Regions from separate parts of the Homo sapiens genome. Here region 1 is linked to region 2. Evidence: chromatin contacts called from ENCODE Hi-C or POLR2A ChIA-PET data. All regions are on one chromosome and are shown on one strand. Each heading gives the region's core, a stretch centred on a gene start or an enhancer-like site at or near the end of the contact. The rest is flanking DNA. Distances are from core to core; before and after follow the strand shown.

Region 1 (5,415 bases), core at 2,376-4,875, 230 kb before region 2:
ACACCTGCTTTCCTTCTAGGAGTAGGAAAACTTGGTATATACCAGGCTGAAGCCACCTGTGTAACCAGCTGAAGTAACCAGCCCCCAATAAAAACCTTGGGCATTAAATCTCTAATGAGCTTCCTAGGGAACCTTTGACGCCTGTTGTCACAACTCCCTGCTGGGAGAATTAAGCATATCCCATGTGACTCCACTGGGAGGACACTGGAAGCTTGTACCTGGTTTCCCCTGGATTCTGCCCCTGTGACTTTTCCTTTTGTTGATTTTGATCTATAGCCTTTCACTGTAATAAATCACAGCTGTGAGTATGACCATATGCTGTGTCTTACTAGCAAATCATCGAACCTGGGGGTGGTTTTGAGGACCACTGACACAGTCACTTACTAGCCATAGTGGACATCTATCATGGTTTCTGAAAATTGAACACCTTAGAAAATTTTAGCCTGACAAGTCCCCAAAGCAGAGTGGAAAACTTGCTTTCTGGTTTCTGTTGCAGCTAAGGCACTGGCAATATGACCTGGCTCTATATATCAGATGTACTCATAAACATCTTTAATTCAGGTATAAGCAGCTTTAGAAAGAGACTCCCTATGAAATCCTTTCTGCAGGAAACAGTGGCTATAGAAACAACTGACTTTGGGGTGGCACTGGTTGCCTCTAGCACTTGGTGAAGCAAAGTAGCTGTGATGCTTTTTATAGACTACTTTTAGGCCAGGTGTAGTGGCTCATGCCTGTAATCCCAGCACTTTGGGAAGGCCAAGGCAGGTGGAGCACCTGAGGTCAGGAGTTAGAGACCAGCCTGTCCAACATGGCGAAACCCCATCTCTACTAAAAATACAAAAAATTAGCCAGGCGTGGTGGCATCTGCCTGTAATCCCAGCTACTGGGGAGGGTGAGGCAGGAGAATCACTTGAACTTGGGAAGCGGAGGTTGCAGTGAGCCGAGATCGCACCACAGCACTCCAGCCTGGGTGACAAGAGCGAAACTCCATCTCAAAAAAAAAAAAAAAAAAGAGGGAGGCAATAGACTGCTGTTTGTGTGTTGGCTCTAGCCATGGCTCCTGAAATTGGCCTCGAGCCTGGCACTCCGTATCTCCTAGAGATTGTGGGAGCCACCAAAAAATAAACTCCTCCTCTCTTTAATCAGCCAGAGTCAGCTTCTACTGCTGGCAACCAACATCTTTGATCCTAAACTGTGTATTCTTGAGCAAGTTGCTTAACACTTCCATGCTTCACTTTCATCATCTGTAAAATGAGGAATAATAGTACCTGCCTCATAGAGTTCTTGAGAGGAATAAATGAAACAACACTACGTGTTTAGCACAATGCCTAAGCATTCAATAAAGGCTGACTCTTATAATACCACACTTACCCAGAATTCCTCCTTGTGGCTTCTGACTTTCTCGCCATAGTAACCAAGCCAATGCCTGCTTCTGGTGTAGTAGCAAAGGGACCTGACAAAGGTAATAACCAAATGCTAAGCATAAATTCCTAATGAGAGGCTATGCCGAGCCTGGCTACACGAACTCTACACTCTCCTATTTTCTACAAATGATTCCCTCAGTATTCTGTAGACAGTTCATTTCACCTTGAAGTCCTTAACAGCACCCTCTCTCAAGGGTAACCATACTGTCCTGGTCTGCCCCTGTTTGTTTTGGGTTGCATCTAATGTTCAGCATTTCTATTAAGAGTCCCCCCTACACCCCAAGTGAGAGTCCTGATTTGTCTGCTTAATCAGTCAAAATCAGTCTCTACAGCTTTTATTTTTTTATTTTTATTTTTTTGAGACAGCCTCGCTCTGTTGCCCAGGCTAGAGTGCAGTGGCGTGATCTCAGCCCACTGCAGCCTCCGCCTCCCAGGTTCAAGCAATTCTCCTGCCTTAGCCTCCCGACTAGCTGGAATTACATGCGTATGCCACCATGCCCAGCTAATTTTCTTATTTTTAGTAGAGATGGGGTTTCACCATGTTGGCCAGGCTAGTCTTGAGCTCCTGGCCTCAAGTGATCTGCCTGCCTCGGCCTCCGAAAGTGCTGGGATTATAGGTGTGAGCCACTATGCCCAGCTCTCTGCTTTTAACCAAGACCTCTGACCCTATTTTCAGCAGCCATTACATTGGCTTTTCATTATTTCCTCATTATCTCTTAAATTTGCCTCTCCTTTCTGCAGCCAATGTCCCAGTCTGCACTACTGGTCATAAATTTCAATAGCCCTTTGACCAGAGTCCCCCTTCTAGTCTTCTGTACTCCAGTTTATCTTGTACTCTGTTAAGAAAAACTAATCTTCATCAGTCATCCCTGCTTAAATGCTACAGCGATTCCATACTATCTCTTGAGTTATTCAGATCTAATCCTTCATCAATGCCAGGCTCCTACTCAGTAACATCACCTGCTACTGCTGGCTCAGGTACTGATGACAGCTGATCACCACTTCTGAATACCAATCTCTTTATCTTCCCACTAGTCACCACTCCCTCTAATTGCAGCGTTTTATTCCTTTCCTCTCTGCTATCTAAAGGCTTTCAACCTTTAAGGCACAAAGTAGGCAGACAACAAATAATCACTGACCTAGAGTGATGTTTCCTTTATTCTGAATCCCTTTTGTACTTTATAGTATATTACAAGGCACCCCTTATTTCTGCCTTAAAGCCTTTGCTAATTGTTTTATTTACATTGTATATGTATTTTCACCCCAACTAGTTCATTACAAGCAACAATTCCTTCACATTCTTGTGGCACCTACCAACTCAACAAATGGATCCTTTACTGCTACAGAAATAAGTAACTTTATGACTTTTTAAAAAAGGGGTTTTGTTGTTATTGTTTGCACTGTTAAGCATAAAAGGAGAGGATGCTGCAAGGGAAGCCATTTAAGCATCTGTCTGTAGGAAAGGTATCTCAGAAAGTCTCTCTGCCAGCAGTTTCATGGGGCTGCTGGAGCACTGTCATAGAGGACTACACCAGGAGTCTTCCCTGGCTCACCTTCAGCCCGGCGGGATCTTCTGCCACAACCGTCTCACCAGGACATGACTCAAGTGAGCGATGCAGTTGACCGATGGCTTCACTTGTGATTTTCCACACTGCATGAACGTGATCTTGGTTTGTATGGCCTGCATACAAATAGGTGTTACCTAAAAGATGTCACAAGTATGTTTTCTTTATCCCTTTAGAGTGAACTTAGCTACAAATGGCCCTGTATCTGTTTCTTACCCTCCTTGTTAACTACTCTCCTCAACTTTCCATGTCTCTAGCAGTTCTCAGTTGGGAAACAAGTGGCTTTTGCTTTTCTGGTCACTGCCAGCCAACCCAATCTCCAAGCTCCTATCTCCTGATCAGTCTCCTGTCAACTGATCCTATTACACATTTCAGGCTCCACTTGGAATCTTCATTCTGCAGTTACCTCTGAATTCAAAGTTGCCTAGAAAGTTCAGGAAGGAAACACTTAGCTAATAGGGTGTTATTGCTCTCTGTGGATCTATTAGTCATCAGTCTTGACTCATGTCTCTCCTCAGTCTTACACACACTTACACACACACGAAAGAATAAGAGCATATCTGCAGGTCTGCCTACCTCATAATGATGCGAGCTAGAGTTTTCATCCACAAATGCTGACTGGATGACTCCTATGTGCCAGCCACTGAGCTGACTAATCAGCATACAGTGGTGAACAAGGTAGACACAGTCTGTGCCCTCACAGAAAGCTAAGTAACACGATGCAAAGCTCTACTGAGCTGCACAATCTTTATTATATGGGCAACTTCTGACTTAAGAATGGCTTCTCCCCTCATGTGGGCACAAAGACATCTACGGTAGTCCCTCCTTATCCACAGGGCGTATGTTGCAAGACCCCCAGTGGATGCTTGAAACTGGATGGTACTGAACCCTACACATACTATGTTTTGGCTTTTTTTTTTCCCCATACGTACATACCTATTTTAAACTTTAATACATTAGGGACAGAAAGCATTTAACAATAATAATAAAATAGAAGAATTATAAGAATATACTGTAATAAAAGTTATGTGAATGTGGTTTCTGTCTCTTTCTCTCTCAAAATATCTTACTGTACTGTACTCACCTTTTTTTGAACCACAGGTGACTAAGGTTAACTGAAAGTGTGGATAAGAGGTGACTACTGTACCGGGTGGCACGTAACTCACAGGGGTGGCTATTCACAGCAGGGTCAGGCCCTTGGGTCTTACCTCGATAGCACTGACTGGATCCTCCAGCAGTCACCTGGCAGGCAGACTTTAGTTCTAGAGAACCCACAGGTTGGGTACCACGACGAGGAAGGGGTTGGGGAGGCACCAGGTGGGGAGGGCCAGTGGTAGTTTTGGTGAAGTGACTCTGCTGTGGTACTTGACTGTTACTCTTCTCATTAGTTCCTGCTCAGAAAACAAGGGAAGAGCAGATTAAAGTTCAGCAAACTAAGTGAAGGGACCATATGTGTGGAGGTGAGGTCAAGAGAGAGGGATCATCACCATTCCGATGAAGGATTCCTAGAGAAGGTAGCATTTTAACAGTTGCTTAAACAATGGGGAAGAAAGTAGAGTCCACAGGAAACAGGAGAAAGTTTTTTATGAACCATAGGTGTAATGTGAAAGAAGTCTCAGAAGCAGATAATAAAATGGAAAAGTGAATGAATCAACACATTCTTTATTAAAAGGGCTTCCCGAATGTCTCTTGTAAAGTCGATGCAAACCCGGAGTTCTGAGGCATAAGCCACTTTACCTTGCTCTGGGGAAAGGGTAAGACCACTGAGTACTTCCTCCAGCTCCTGGATTTGTTTGATCAACTTCTGACCCTTGTCTGGAAGAGCCTGGATGTTCACTGATGCCAGTGTGCTCTGAAAAACAGATTCCATCAAATGGATCTCTCCTCTCACACTGTTAGATGAATAGTTTCAGATTAAAATAGCCTGAAACACCCAAACTCTGAAATTATGGTCTTTTAAATATGTGTGCAAAAACCAGAACCTTTTTTAAATTTTAACCCAGCTGGCTTACCAATCTTGAAAATATAAATAGGGGAAAAGGCAGAAACTGAACATGCACCTATAAAACCTTCACATGAACATATTTAACCCTTCTGTAGCAATGAGATCTCATATCTGCCCATAACAAGCAATGCTCTGACCTCAGAAACAAAACACGAGTCAATAGTTACCTTCTTTTGTTTCAGTTGTGTTGTAAGGTAGACACGCCGGGCTACTGGGTCTGAGGGTTCTACCTTCTTGGAAACACCTGAGGCAGGAGACACCTTTCTTTGCACACTTCGATCAGGGAATTGGAGGTTTTCCTTCGTCTCTAAGTCCAGAGTCGAGTCAAAGAGTAGGGGGCTCCCAGGCTTAGAGGAAACAAAAACAACATCATCTTCCTCCTCGTCGTCACTGCTTGTGGCAGCTTCACGGCCCTCACCCA
Region 2 (5,388 bases), core at 2,667-5,166:
CCTGTTTTCAGCCTTGTCGCAGAGACAGGCAGGTAAACAAATAATTGCAATGCAATAATGTAAGAAAAAGTAAAGAGGCTCAGAGAAGGAGCCCGGGAAACTGATGGGAAGAATTCAGAGCCAGCATTCTGGGGAAAGTGCCATCTGAACCAGATCTTAAAGAATTAAAGGTGCTCCTATTCACAATAGCAAAGACTTGGAACCAACCCAAATGTCCACCAATGATAGACTGGATTAAGAAAATGTGGCACATATATACCATGGAATACTATGCAGCCATAAAAAAGGATGAGTTCATGTCCTTTGTAGGGACATGGATGAAGCTAGAAACCATCATTCTGAGCAAACTATCACAAGGACAGTAAACCAAACACCGCATGTTCTCACTCATAGGTGGGAACTGAACAATGAGAACACTTGGACACAGGGTGGGGAACACCACACACCGGGGCCTGTAGTGGGGTGGGGGGAGGGGGGAGGGATACCATTAGGAGATACACCTAATGTAAATGACGAGTTAATGGGTGCAGCACTCCAACATGGCACATGCATACATATGTAACACACCTGCACATCGTGCACATGTACCCTAGAACTTAAAGTACAGTAATAATGAAAGAATAATAATTAAAGATGCTCATTAGTGCAGTAAGTGGAGGAAAGGAATTCCAAGCAGAGGGAACTAAGGCACAGAGACAAGAAAAGTGAGGCATTTGGTTGACTAGAGCCTAGTGTGAGGCAGGAATCAGAGAGGCGGGTCAGGGCCTCGGAAGCCACTGGGCTCTAGACTTTATTGTGCAGGCCATAGGGACTTATATTATCAGACTGACATTTTAGAAGGAAGGTAAGAACCCTAACACTTATTGAGGAATGAGCATAAGCTGCATATTTTACATAGATTATTTCACTTAGTCCTTATAAAGAGCATCTCTTCATTTACAGATGATTATGCTTATTGGAGAAACAACCTCAGGATGTTGAGTGGGGTATTAACTGGAATGTACAGTTTAGGAAGTGTGTGGTATTTGGCCAGGAAATTACAAGGCTCTGAGCAAAGTGGGGAACAGAGGGAAGGACAGAGGGCTCAGATATCTGAGTGGTTTCTATGAGACTTGGCAATTGATTGGCTGAGGCTGGGAGACTCTATTATCCATGAAGGGATCGCTGGAAGGGCAGGTTCAGGGAGAGCATGCTGCATTTTAGGGTCCTGCTGATGTCTAGGCAGATATTTCTGTTGAGGAATTGAGCACATGTGATTTTGAGACCATCGAGAGACTTAGAGTGGCAATACAGACTTGGAATTGTCTCCCTGTGGGTAGTAAATGAGGACATGGCAATGTAATAGAAAGAGCTTAGACATTGGCGAGAAATGACCCTGGCATCAAATCCCAGCTCTATCATTTACTGGTGGTACAACCTTAGACAAGTTACTCTGTGATCTCACTTTCCTCATTTGAAAAATTGGGAAACATAATGCTGACCTTGGAGAGTTATAATGAGCATTTAGAATGCCTAGTAGAATGTCTAGAACATAACAAGTGGTCAATAAATGGTAACTAATTTTGGGCAAGAAGGTGGCATGACATGGGAAGAGCATGTACAGTGGAAAGGAGGCAGGATGAGGATGAGGGTGGAGCCCTGGAGAATAGCAACATCCCTGAGGAAGGTAAACAAAAAAGAGCCAACAAAAGGATGAGAAAGAGGCTCCAGAGAACCAGAAGATGGAAGTGTCCTGGAAGCAAAGGGAAATGTTTCTTTCAAGAACAAGAGGGTTTTTGCTGGTAGATGAACCGGCATTTCACAGAGAAGGAAATACAAATGGCAAACACATAGATGAAAAGAGGCTTTTGATCCCACTCATCACTAAAGAAGTGCAGATTAAAATAACCATAAGGTACTAATTTTCACCATTCATTTGGTAAAGATAACCAAGATGACGCTAAAGTGGAGTAATATCCACTGTTGACCCAAGTGTGGAGAAACCCTGTGTATGCTTGCATACCCTATGGGAATATACATTCATATCATTTTTAAAGGACATTTTGTCAAAATATGTCCCAATTGTGAATGTATATGTTCTTGATCCAGGCATTGCACTTCTAAGAATTTACCCAGCAACAAACTCACAAGTGTACAAAGATGTATCTTCTAAGATATTAATTATAACATTGTTTAACACAGAAAAAAAAATGGGGAGCAACCTAATGTCCATCTGAAAGGATCTGATGAAATAAAAATGTATTGCATCCTTACAGCTTGAGAGGTTGGGAGATAATTGGGATTGGGTTGGAGAAACAGAGACCTTGGAACAGGAATGATAGGAATGACAGGCTGTGTGTGTCAGAATAGATGGTGTACAGAGGCCAGAGAGGAGCATGACCAATTTGTGGTGTGGGCTGGTAAGAATGTGGAGAGACATGTTGAACACAGTTTTGTTTTGTTTGAGACAGAGATGTTGATGCTGTACACTGTGATCATTCTCTCTAACCCCATCAATCTTTAATAATACTTTAAAAATCAGGATATACTTAATGTGATTGGATTTCTTGTAAATACTGGTCAAGGACTGAGATTTGTGTGTCAAGCATGGCCTGAGGCCAAAAGAAAGTCAGTCAAGCAGATGAGACGGACGGCCAACATCTGGGTCACATATGCTTGTGTATGTGTAAAAATTTTATTGAAGCATATGCAAAGATCTGTTGCCAGAGTTACCTCTAGGGGGCAAGACTGGGGGTGCTTTATGGAGGTGGACTTTTCAGTTTATCCCCTTCCAAATCACTAGCATTTTTACTTTAAAAACAATCTTTTTTAAAAAAGTATAGCACTCAGACAATATAACTGGAGAATGACGGTGACTCCTAACCAATTGAGTGTAGTGTCTCAACTTTGCCCCAGATTTGATTCTTGCATGACTGTGAAGACTAGAATGAGTCTTTTTTTTTTGGAGATAGAGTTTCACTCTTTTTTGAGATGGAGTTGCCCAGGCTGGAGTGCAATGGCACAATCTTGGCTCACCGCAATCTCTGCCTCCCAGGTTCAAGTGATTCTCCTGCCTCAGCCTCCCGAGTAGCTGGGATTACAGGCAAGTGCCACCACGCCTGGCTAATTTTGTACTTTTAGTAGAGACGGGGTTTCTCCATGTTGGTCAGGCTGGGCTCAAACTCCTGACCTTAGGTGATCTGCCCACCTTGGCCTCCCAAAGTGCTGGCATTACAGGGCATGAGCCACTGCGCCCAGCCTAGAATGATTCTTGAAGAGAGATACAGGTGAAATGATTGTGCTTGCAAAAGGTTTGAAAATGACACATTTCTGAAATTACGTAATTCACACATTACAGAAAAAGTACTATTTGTTGCAATTTATGCATATTCACATTGTAAATAGTAGGTGCTCAACAGATGTGTATTGGCTTCAATAATATTTAAAATATTTAAACCTTTGCCCAAAGTTCAGATATACATGTATACTCTCATTCGACTAAATTTTAAGAGAACCATACTCTGGTAATTGTTAATTGCCACTGTGCAGGGCAACCCCTTACTCTGTGTTTGACATAAGCACTGCACCATACTTTTCTAATCCACATCCTGTGCTATCCAGAACCAAAACAAGAAATGAGAGTCTGATGAATCACCCACACAACACTTAGCAGTCACATACATGCTATTTTCAAGACACGTGAGACCCACGTTTACAGTAATTTAGAAATTTTACCATTTAATTTTGCTCTCGAGGAGCGAGGTGCTTTTTTTTTTTTTCTACAAGCTCCAGAAGTTCCTGTAGAAATCCTAGGACTGAAATTTTCCATTTTGAGAGCAGAGTAATTGTTTGTAATGCTAGGCTCCCCCAGGCAGGCTGGAAGCAGAACTGGAAATGAGCATGGCTTGTCTGGCGGGGAGAAGTCCTGCACACATGTTCCAAATGATGCAAACTTTCCTGGCCGCACCAGCGAATCTCTGTGAGCTGGGGTTCCAGCACCGTGTCCACCACATCGGGAAAGCGCTGCTTCCTCTGGCTCTTCCGGGCTCACCCCCAACCCTCATTTCTCTCTCCCTAGTGCCAATTTAATCGGTTTATAAGCCTGGTCAGTTGTTGTCAATCTATTCTGCCCAGGCTACCCATGGCCATGGAGGTTTGGAGGAGATACCAGATTTTATTTTATAACTTTATTTCCCAACATTTTATTATCACAATTTTGGAATATTCAGAAAAATTGAAAAAAATTGCAGTTAACACCCATATACTCAGCATCAAGATTCTAACGTTTTCTCACATGTGCAAGCACTAGTATTTGGGCCTCCTCTTTCCAGTACTGCTGGGGCTCAGCAGCCACACCTTTGTCCTGAGCTATCCACAGAACTCTCCCTCCTTTCTTAGCCACACTGATCTCCAGGCTCCCAGTGCCTACGGCTATTATAGACTTCAGTGCTCAACATTTAGCACCTGCATTTAGATCAGTGCCAGGCCCTTAGCAAGGCACAACCTCCTTTTACATATATGATCTTATTTAATTTTTAGCCCACAAGATAGATATCATTATTATTCCTAACTTATGGTGAAGAAAACGGAGACACAGACAGGTAAAGAGTCTTCCGAAGTTACTTATGGCTGAAATTATTACTATGAAAGTAGTAATCACAAATGAGATATTTTAATTTATATATTTAAAACAAAATATATAGGTATATTTAGGTGCTCCTGTTAGTATTTCAATGTGTACTGGCAGAATTACATTGTCATCATTGAATGTGTGTTTCAGACCAAGATGTTTTGAAGTTGTTGTTTGGGTGCTGCCAGTTTTCATTTTTTTTTGAGACAGCATCTTGTTCTGTCGCCCAGGCTAGAGTGCAGTGGTGCGATCTCGGCTCACTGCAACCTCTGCCTCCCGGGTTCAAGCAATTCTCCTGTCTCAGCCTCCCAAGTAGCTGGGATTACAGGTGCGCACCACCATGCCCAGATCATTTTTGTATTTTTAGTAGAGACAGGGTTTTGCCGTGTTGGTCAGGCTGGTTTCGAACTCTTGACCTCAAGTGATCCACCCGCCTCAGCCTCCCAAAATGCTGAGATTACAGGCGTGAGCTACCACACCCAGCAGATGCTGCCATTTTGACGTGGCTTTTTAGATATCTGTACCCAGTCCCCAAAGAGGTTTTTGTTTTTGTAGCTGTAATTGTTTAATGTGGGTCATTTTAACTGTACCACTCCATTTTTTCCCCCTAGAGAATCAAAAGTGTCTCATTTGTTTTCCAGTGTTGCTTAGTGAAAATTCATGGCTATCAATGACTTAGTGTAAATAATCTAGTAGAGGAGTTCTGGACAACAGCAGAAAATACCACGCAGTTTCATGCTGATTTCACCAGTCTAAAAACAAGTCATAAAACTTTCCGT

The links. A loop is a pair of places that touch in the nucleus more often than their neighbours do. ChIA-PET counts read pairs that join two places held with the same protein, here RNA polymerase II (POLR2A). Pooled maps may share reads with other maps.
Region 1: a pooled map shows a loop between it and region 2 (5-fold over the local background). The contact joins two enhancer-like sites. A Hi-C loop is called at or near these places in 1 of 168 maps with a recorded cell type or tissue (PC-9) and 5 of 50 pooled maps. POLR2A ChIA-PET finds 5 or more read pairs at or near these places in 17 of 52 experiments (CD4-positive, alpha-beta T cell, CD4-positive, alpha-beta memory T cell, Caco-2 and 11 more).

The regions. Positions count from the first base shown.
Region 1 is chr1:117,075,606-117,081,020 of GRCh38, reverse strand. TTF2 (transcription termination factor 2) reads right to left here. Exons shown (of 23, transcript NM_003594.4): 5 at 5,162-5,415; 6 at 4,727-4,841; 7 at 4,198-4,380; 8 at 2,978-3,105; 9 at 1,372-1,453. Among named protein-coding and RNA genes, the nearest start is that of MIR942, 16 kb to the left of the region's middle. RefSeq lists an enhancer at 2,943-4,142. Within about 2 kb of position 3,625, at least 2 of the 41 ENCODE cell types and tissues checked have a DNase peak (open chromatin) inside an H3K27ac peak, as active enhancers do.
Region 2 is chr1:116,846,304-116,851,691 of GRCh38, reverse strand. No RefSeq gene overlaps it. Among named protein-coding and RNA genes, the nearest start is that of PTGFRN, 61 kb to the left of the region's middle. Within about 2 kb of position 3,916, at least 6 of the 41 ENCODE cell types and tissues checked have a DNase peak (open chromatin) inside an H3K27ac peak, as active enhancers do.